Regions from separate parts of the Homo sapiens genome. Here region 2 is linked to region 1. Evidence: chromatin loops called from intact Hi-C (ENCODE). Cell type or tissue: heart right ventricle. All regions are shown on one strand. Links, peaks and the distances in the headings refer to the core of each region. The heading gives the core; the rest is flanking DNA. Region 1 overlaps OBSL1 (obscurin like cytoskeletal adaptor 1). Region 2 overlaps SLC4A3 (solute carrier family 4 member 3).

Region 1 (6,898 bases), core at 4,248-6,747:
ATGACAACCATTCACCAAGCTCTGTGTAAGAATTTTCATGTTATCTCAGTTAATGTTCCCAGAGACACTTGAGACGGGGATCAACCCCATTTTTAAAATTTGAGACAGGGTCTTGCTGTCACCCAGGCTGGAATGCCGTGACATGATCATAGCTCACTATAGCCTCAACCTCCTGGGTTCAAGCAATCCTTCTGCCTCAGCCTCCCTAGTAACTACCATGCCCGGCTAATTTTTATTTTTTTTTGTGGAGATGGGTTCTTGCTATGTTGCCCAGGATGGCCTCGAACTCCTGGCCTCAAGGGATCCTCCTGCCTTGGCCTCCCAAAGTGTTAGGATTATAGGCGTGAGCCACTGCACCTGGTCTCAGCCCCATTTTTAAGGAGACTTGGCTCAAAGAGGTTAACTTGCATGAGGTCACATAGGAAACAGAGGGCTCCAGCTTTGGGTGGGAGGTGTGGGGTGCTGTTTGACAGCCATCCCTGCTACTTAAGTGGGTATGTGTATCCCTAGAATACATGCCTGAAGGATGCCCATGGCAAGTCTTTCTGGAGAATATTTGTGTTTATAGCAAAGCCGACTTGGAAATATGCAATGGAATGCAAAATCCACATGGACTTCTAAGGTAAATAAAAAATATTAGAAAAAGAAAAGTTTTGCTTTGGGCAAGCTGCTGCTGGGACGGCCATGGGTGACTTTTCTCAGCGATGAGGGGCACTTTGGTGGGGGCCTGAGGGACTCCAGGACAGCCAGAAAAGGCTGTGGTGTAGGGTGGGTAATGCATTAAGAGAGGACGGGGCACTCACGCCTCACGCTGAGCCTGGCCAGGGTGCGATCGTGGTGGCTCTCGCAGCCGTAGGTGCCCTGGTCGGCCAGTATGACACCATGGATGAAGAGGCGGTGGATGTGCCCATCCTGGGCCATGGACAGGCGAGAGTCGTGGGGCAGGGGCTGCCCACCTCGCACCCAGCGCACGGCCCCCGCTGCACCCACTCGGCCTGTCTCCACTTCGAGACACACATCCTGGCCTTCCTCTGCCCGCACATCCTGCAACCGCCGTAGGAACAGCAGCTCTGTCTCTGGTGGGGAAGAAGGAGGCCATGGAGTCTGGTGGGGTTGGAGGCTGGCCCCTTGCTCCATCCCACTGGTCTGTCCCTAGGTGGAGAGGCAAGGCTGCTGGAATCCTGGTTGGGAGTACAGGCACGGGACACAGAGTATCTCATCCTCATCAGGACCTAACCTCGAACATGGAGCCGGGCACTTGTGGCCGTGCTCCCTGCCCGCAAAGTCACGGTCCCTGCATCCCCCAGTTGGCAGCCTCGCAAGGTTAAGATGCGGCTTGAACCATTCTGGGCCATCTCCACCTGGGGCCCTGGAGTGACGACGGCCCCATTGCGCAGCCAGGTGACATCGGCATCTGGTGGGGAGACTTCACACCGGAACGTGGCATCATCGCCCTCGTGGACAGTGAGTGGTGTCAGCTCCGAGACCAGCTTCACCAGCAGTGGCTCTAAGGGGCACGGTAAGGCAGTGAGCTGGGCTGAGTCTTTTCTTCTCTCTCCTTTTCATCCCCTCCTCAGGATGCAGGCCCTCGTCCCCAGTCATTTAACAGACCTTCTGTGAGGACCTACTATGTATCGACCACACCGATGGCCCAAAGGACAAGATGCCAGCTCCCTGCCACTCCTTTTAGTCAGTTCCTCATAATCCTAGCCTAGCACCCCACCTTGGTGGCACCCTAATAATATCAATTACCAGGGACCCTATTTACAGCATTTACTTGTCACAACAGGCCTATAAGAAAAGCACTATCCCCTCTTTTCAGAGCCGGGGCTCAGACAGGTTGAACAACTTGGCCAATGTCACACAGCTACTGGGGCACAGAATCTAGGCTGGAACCTGGCTGGGTGGACTCTAGAGCCCCTGCTTTTAACCACTGGTTTATGCTGCTCTCAACATGAGGGTTTCTGGAAAGAGGAGCCCTGAGCCCCTATCCAAGTGATGGTCATGCACGCACTGGTTGGAGCCAGAAGCAGCAAAGCGGGGGTGGAGGAGTAAGGGGGCCCTAGAAAGTGGCAGATGGTCCTTGGGGTGCCACAGCCCACAGGGTGTGAGGGGTACACTGTTACCTTCCACGCTGACAAGGAAGATGCGGCTGTCCTGGGGCGCATCGCACAGGTACTCCCCAGCGTCCCCGCTCCGTGCCCCCTGCACCCGCAGCACCTGCCTGGCCCCGGCCTGCTCCAGCTGCACCCGCCCCTGGCTTGCCAGTCGCTCCCCGTCCTTGTACCAGCGTACAGGGCCCCCTGGCCCGGAGAGGTGCACCACCAGCTCTAGGTCCCCGCCTGGGGTGCTCCGAACCCTCGTCTGGGCTGCCTCGGGAGCTACCACCCGCACAGGGGGCTCTGTGGAGTCAGAGCTGGAGGTCACTGGGAGGGAGAGGCTCAGGGCTTTGAGGAGGGCACGGGGAGGCATGACGGGGAAGGTACTGAGAGAAGTGGGGCCAGGGATGGGCAAGGCATGCTGGAAAAGCAGGAATCCCGCAGAGTTTGGGGTGCCACTCTCAGGCTTGGTGCCACTCTCAGGCTTAATGCCCAGGCTGTACTCACCAGCCACCTGGACGGTGAAGCTGAGGCTTGGGGCTCCGGGGGCTGCTCCAGACTGGCAGGTGTAGAGCCCTGCATGGGCTGGGCCTGCAGCCTGGATGCAGAGGACTCGGCGGGGGCCCTCGGCATGGAGCTCTAGGCCCTCGCCCTCCTGCACGGGCCTCCCATTGTGGCTCCAGACCACGGGGGCGCCAGCCCGGGACAGTTCACAGCTCAGCACCACTGGCTCCCCAGGGGCCACACAGAGCGGGCTTGGAGTTGTCTCTAGAGCAAGGAACTGCACTGGAGGCTCTGGAGAAGAGAGGAAGGTGTCATCCCATGCTTGCCCTTGCCTCCCTGCCCTGGGTTGGCCAGGAGCACCCACCAGCCAGGATGACATTGAAGGTGATGGCCTCATGCCGGGTCTCACACACATACTCCCCGGCGTCCTCAGGCTGGGCGTGGGGCAGGGTCAGGGTGCGGGTGGGCCCCTCGGCACCCAGCTGCAGGGCATCTGATGCCTCCACTTCCAGCCCGTCCTTGTACCAGCGCACCTGAGACCCAGCTGGGGCCACCTCACAGCGCAGCTCCACGCGCCCTGGAGCCCCAAAATGCAGATCCAGGGAGCGGGCTGCCGGGTGCACAATCCTCTCTGGTGGGGCTGGTGGGTGGGCATGGAGAGGGGCACATAGGCTTGGCCAGCAGGCCTCTCCTGCCTCACCCGCCAGATCCTCAGCCCTCCCCACTGGCAGCACAGCTCTTGAGAACAGTGCCAGCTGCAGTCCATGGAGCAGCTGCTGTGTGCCAGGCACTGTCCTAAGAACCCTGTGTTTTTTCAATCAGTTACTCTGACCACCCTCAAGAGGTGCACAGCTGCTGGCTGCACTTCATGGCTGAGGACCTGAGGCCTCTTTAGAAGAAACTGACTTGCCTAAGGTCACACAGACAGAAAGAGGCAGATCTAGACTCACACCCAGATCTACACACCCCACTCCACACCCATCCCCACTTCCTATCCCCTTTCCCTGCCTTGCCTCTGATGCACTTGTTACCACCTGACAAACCATCTCTTTTATTTTTTGTCTGTCCACCCTCACCAGAGTTTAAACTCTGTGAAGACAAGAGGTTTAGTCTTATTGGTTCACTGCTGTATCCCCAGCATCTAAAACAGTGCCAAGCACATAGTAGTTGCTCAATGAGTATTGAACGAATGGATGAATGAACGAATGGTTCTAATTGCTGGGCACCCTCCCACCAGGCCTCTGGTCCTGACCTGATGTGGCTAAGCAGGATTCTGATGGCCAAACATGAGGAAGCTGGATAAGGGGAAGGCTGGGGATGGGGTGGGGGAGGTGGGGCTAGGTGGGTGTCTGTCCCTTAGCCCCCTACCTCTCTACCTCCTCTCTGTGCTGCAGAGACTGCCCACCTGTGACAGTGACAGTGAAGAAGGCCGAGTCATCTCCAGCATCACATACAAACTCGCCCCCGTCCTCGGGCTGAGCAGCAGGTAGCACCAGGCGGCAGCGTGGCCCATCCCTCTCCAGCACCAGGGCCTCGCTCTCCTCCACTTCCAGCCCATCCTTGTACCAGCGCACAGGGGCATCCTCCCGAGACAGTTCACACATCAGCACCACACACTCCAAGGTCACGGCGATCAAGGTCACCTCATCGCGAGGGTATATGATCCGCACTGGGGGTTCTGCAGGGTGGGGACAACCACAGCCTGTCACAAGCTCACCGTCAGCCTCTCTGGAGCCATTCGGCAGCATGAAGTCCCTATCACCCACATAATAATGAGAATAATAAGTAAAATAATAATAAGCAATAATAGGTCCACAGTTTGTTCTCTGAAATCCCTGGGGCCAGAGGGTGTTACAGAATCCAGAATGCTTTGGATTCCAGAAATGATGCGTTTCTCATCTATCACATACCTTCCTCAGCCCCCACGGGAGCCTCCCCCTTCATCGGTCACGTTAACATGTCTGTGGTATAACACATACTACATTCACCCTAAGCAGGATAGATTGAAAGATACAGAATCTTACAGATACAAGCATATATCTATAAGACACTCATATCTTATAGATATACAGCTATAGCTATATTCACCCTCAGCAGGATAATTAAAGCATAGAAATAGCTTCAGAGCAATCAAGCTCAGGTTTTCCTGAAATGACTTGGAATACAAAACTTACAAAAAGCCTTTTGATTTTGAGAGTTTTGGAATTTTGGAACCATGGATAAGGGATGGTGGATCTACAATAGCAAACATTGATATGACACTTCCTAAGGTCCAGGAACAGTCCCAAGCACTTGAAACATTTAACTCTCACGGCAATCCTAAGAGGAAGGTAGTGTTTTGTCCCCATTTTCCATATAAGGGACTGGGCACAGAGTGATTATACAACTTCCTTAAGGTCACAGCTGGCTACACCCACTCTGGGGCAGGAGGAGGAAATACCCTCTGTTAAAGGGAGGCTCAGACCCCACAGGTAGTGGCAGGAATTCCAAGCCAAGGCTTGCAGGAACTCAGTAATGCTTTTTGCATTCAACGTCTGTCTGAGAGTTCCCCAGGGGTGCTAAATGCTGATTCTGGGAGCTCATCTCCAAGTTCTGGTCACTCCTCTGCAGAAAGGGAACCATGTCAATATTAGAGGTGACCAGCGCATGGAGCCCAGGCCTGCCCACACCCCTGCTGCCCCCAGGTCCCCCCAGAATCTTCAAGTTTTGGGGCGACTACTGCTCCATTAGCCTCTGGCCCCCTGGTGGCTGGGCTGAGGAACTGCTAGCTTCCCAATCAGGGGCCAGGGTTGGGGGGGTGGGGGCTGGGGGTGGTTTATAGGGGCATGCATGGGCCGAGGTAACCACAAGCTCCCACTCAGCCCCCCAGCCTCCACGGAGACTCCTGCCTTGAGCCACACAACCCACCTCCCCCATGGGCTTGCTTGCTCTAAGGGTCTGGGGGATGCAGGCTGGTCCTCTGGGGCCGAGCAAGGCCAGGAGAGACCAGAATGCAGCTGCCTGAGGAGTGGGGAAGGTGATGAGGGCAGTGGGGTGAGGACAGGGTGCAGTGATGGGACCGGGTGGCTGCCCAGCCCCGGGACCTCAGCTTGGTGTCAGACTTGATTCGCTCTGGCCTAGAGCAGAGGTGGTGTTTGTGTGAACTTCCCTGTGAAGAGACTGGTGTTTGTGGGGAGCCTGAGCATGGGCTGGAGTTTGTGTGGCTGTGGCCATTCTGTCTGGCCATGGCTGGGTGGGAGAGGGTGAAGATGATTACGACAGGGCAGAATATGTGCAGAAGGCCTCTTAGGCATTGTGGGCTTGTGTGTGTAGAGTGCATTAGCTGGGGTGCAAGGAGCAGGGGGGCCCTAAACAGCTCTGCATGGGGCGTGACTTTCAGGGCAGGGCTGGGAGAGGACAGGACTGTGGCCGCAGTAGGATGGGGGCTCCAGTGCAGCCACTGGGGTTCTGTGCCCCCCAGAGCTGCCTAGCCCTATGGACCCCCAGCCCCAGACACACACTGGGCTGGGCGCTGTGAGCCGTCACCCCGAGGTCTCCGGCACTGAACCTCCGTCACTTCCACAGTTGTCCTGTGCTTCTCCCGCTTTGAATATTCCCCCACACCCCACCCCACTTAGCTCCAGTATCAGCTTTGAAAGCACTTCCTGTTGCCTGGCCAGGGTGGTGGCTCCCAGCCCCAGGGTCCCTAGACTGGCCCTCAACAACCCATGCTCTAAGATCCTGGAATGCGTCTGGCTTTCCTGCCAGGCTGTGCAGTCCTAGAGGGAAGCGGCCGTGTCTGCGTGCTGCTGGCTCCCGTGTGTGGAAGGGTGACTTTCTCCCAGGCCTCCCTGACCCTCCTGCTCTGTGCTCTTGAGCCCTCTGCCCTTGGCCCTCACAGTACTTATCACCAGGTGTCACTGTACATTTATTTGCATGTTTATTGGTTTAACACAGGGGTCGCAAACTCAAATGCCCACAGGGGCCAGGTTAGGTTAGCGGCTGAAGCAGTCTGGGGAGAGGCAAAAAGCAATGGCAGGGAGGTGGGACAGAGGAATGTGGGCCCCAAACTATGGGGGCAGCTGCTACTCAGTGCCAGCTGTTCGTCGCCATGGGGGGAAGCGGGACCAGAGCCGCCGGGTCTTCGGCTTTTTCAAGAGGACGCATAACTCCGGATTGTTATTTGAACTGTCCTGACTTTGGTAAGACTCTGCAGACCAAACAAAGCACATGTGTGGAATGCGCAGGGCCCCAGGACTACCCGTTTGCGACCCCTGGTTAACAGCTGCCTCCTCACCTAGCCTGGCAGCTCATTC
Region 2 (2,500 bases), core at 1-2,500, 77 kb after region 1:
CTCATCTCACTCATTTTCATCTACGAGACCTTCTACAAGCTCTACAAGGTGGAGGTCCAGCGAGGTCTTGGGGGTGGCAGAGATGGAGGTGGACATTGCCCTGGGGAGGACAGCATGGGAGGGGGAGGTATGGAGAACTAGGGGACAAGGAGAGGGACTGTGTTGGGAGTGAGGGGTTCTAGGGACACCCTAGGCTAGGTCTGAGCTGAAGGGGAGGGAGTCAGACCCAGGGGGTGGGTGCCAGGTCACGACTCCAAGCACCTGGTTGGAGGCTTAGTAATAAGGACTCACTTGCACAGGTATGTGATGGGGAGGGAGCTGTCAGTGCTAAGGGGCTGGGTGTCCTTGGGTCACCTTTTGTAGAGGAGTGTGTGTGTGTGTGTGGGTGTGGGTGTGGTGTGAGTATGGTGTGTTGTGTGTGATGTATGTGTTGTGTGTGTGTGCGTGTGTGTGCCTGTGTGTGCATGTTGTGTGTGTTGTGTGTATGTATGTTGTGTGTGTGGTGTGTATGTGGTATGTTGTGTTTTTTTTGTGTTGTATGTGTTATGTGTGTGTTGTTACGTGTTGTGTGTGTTGTATGTGTGTGTTCTGTGTGTTCTGTGTGTTGTGTGTGTGGTGCAGCTGGATGTCCGTGCATTACTGTTGTCTGACCAGGTATTGAGGGGCCACCCTCTCTCTCACAGGTGTACTGATGACGATGAAGTCAGGTCACCTGCCAGGTGAGTGACAAGGCATCCTTGTTATCCACACACAGGTGTTCACAGAGCACCCACTGCTGCCGTTCTACCCCCCTGAGGGGGCCCTGGAGGGGTCCCTGGATGCTGGTCTGGAGCCAAATGGCAGTGCCCTGCCCCCCACCGAGGGCCCCCCCAGCCCGAGGAACCAGCCCAATACGGCACTGCTCTCACTCATCCTCATGCTCGGGACCTTCTTCATAGCCTTCTTCCTGCGCAAGTTCAGGAACAGCCGCTTCCTGGGGGGCAAGGTGCGTGGCTGCTGGGTGTGGAGCCCCCAAGAGTCCCACAATTCCTGCTGTAGGAGCTCCCCAGAGAGGCTGCACCCCTTCCCCGGTCAGCCCATGGACCAAAACCCAGCTCGGGCAGCCCCTCACCCCTTCGGAAGCCTCTTCCCTGGGTGTCTTCTTGCCCTTTGCTCAGAGAAGTCTAATCAAGACAACAGCCTCCCAGGCTGCGCTGGCACCTGTGGGGTTGAGAGGCACGTGGGGGGCCTTCTGGCTCCAGCTTGGACCCAGGCAGGGCCAGAGATGGCAAGCCCCGTGTTAGTCTGCTGACCTTGCCTCCACCTTTTGCTCCCTTCCCCAACTGGCCCCTCTCAAGGCTCGTCGCATCATCGGGGACTTTGGCATCCCCATCTCCATCCTGGTGATGGTCCTGGTGGATTACTCCATCACAGACACCTACACGCAGGTGAGGGAGCCCCAGCCTGTGGCAGCTGCTGTCACCCCCAGGCCAGGAGAGGGAGCCCACAACACACTTCCATGGGCCCTGGGATTGGGATCAGGCCTGAACTCAACTTTCCCAGTGGAGTGGCCGCCCTGGGGGCTGAGGGCCTTCCCCAGGGAGCCTGAGTGATGAATCCGGGAGAAGCAGGTGTGGGGCTGGGAGCAGAATGACAGTATCCCACACAGGTCCCCTGAAGCTCTGGGGCTCAGGGAGGAGGCGCTTCATTTCCCTGCCCTCTATTGGATCCTTGAAAGGACAGTGACTTCTGGAGGATGCAAAACTAATTTTCCCCTGACCTGTTCACACCCCAGCTCCCTGAAGTCCTGGACTGGGGACGCAGCTTAGTGGGCTGCTTGGTGGGCTTTCTAGCATGGGGAGGCTGTGTCCCTGAACCCTGTTTTCCTGCCATGCAGAAGCTGACAGTGCCTACAGGGCTCTCAGTGACCTCTCCCGATAAGCGCTCGTGGTTCATCCCACCCCTGGGCAGTGCCCGTCCTTTCCCGCCGTGGATGATGGTGGCAGCCGCTGTTCCCGCCCTCCTCGTCCTCATCCTGATCTTCATGGAGACACAGATCACGGCGTGAGAGAGATGGGAGGAGGAGGTGGGAGGGACGAGGCCAAGCTCCTTGGCTCCTTGGCTTGGTTTCAGGGTTATAGCAGGGACATCATTATCAGTATCAGGGTGCTGGGTGGTGGGAGCTGGTGGCAATCCTTGAGGAAGAGAGTGTGTGTGGAGGAGCTGGCAGGGGTGAGGAGGAGGTGGGGGAGGAGCAGAGAGCAGTGGCATCCGGGGCAGGGGCATGGTTTCCCCGTGATGGTTTGACATGACATCTATCTGTTGCCACCACTCTTTGCAGGGTGGCACTTGACAGTGCTCAGAACACTCTAGCAGTCTAAGCTTGCACCCAGGGATGCTCACATGTATCTAATTTTGGTTAAACCACAATAACGTGGTAAGATCTGGCATCTGGCTTTTGTGGTGTTTTAAATATTCACAGTATGAGAATTTGTCTCACATTTGCTTCAATGTGAGAACT

What was found. A loop is a pair of places that touch in the nucleus more often than their neighbours do. Peaks named below come from ENCODE experiments on the same cell type or tissue, not always from the same donor. Only the 100,000 strongest peaks of a DNase experiment are listed, where the experiment ranks them.
Region 2: it touches region 1 in a loop (2.0-fold over the local background); 32 of 110 quality-filtered maps call a loop at or near these places.

Annotation. Positions count from the first base shown.
Region 1 is chr2:219,555,217-219,562,114 of GRCh38, forward strand. OBSL1 (obscurin like cytoskeletal adaptor 1) reads right to left here. Exons shown (of 21, transcript NM_015311.3): 9 at 4,009-4,281; 10 at 2,968-3,243; 11 at 2,607-2,894; 12 at 2,127-2,402; 13 at 1,238-1,507; 14 at 804-1,076. Among named protein-coding and RNA genes, the nearest start is that of MIR3132, 9.5 kb to the left of the region's middle. RefSeq lists a silencer at 2,473-2,663 and enhancers at 4,931-5,225, 5,409-6,272. In heart right ventricle, for the core only: CTCF peaks have their summits at 5,353 (motif pointing left) and 5,558; no DNase peak of the experiment used is centred there; H3K27ac peaks cover 879 bases.
Region 2 is chr2:219,636,827-219,639,326 of GRCh38, forward strand. It overlaps SLC4A3 (solute carrier family 4 member 3), which reads left to right. Exons shown (of 23, transcript NM_005070.4): 16 at 1-48; 17 at 755-985; 18 at 1,338-1,427; 19 at 1,877-2,043. Among named protein-coding and RNA genes, the nearest start is that of SLC4A3, 10 kb to the left of the region's middle. In heart right ventricle, for the core only: a CTCF peak has its summit at 1,469 (motif pointing right); DNase peaks (open chromatin) are centred at 2,135 and 2,175; H3K27ac peaks cover 2,210 bases.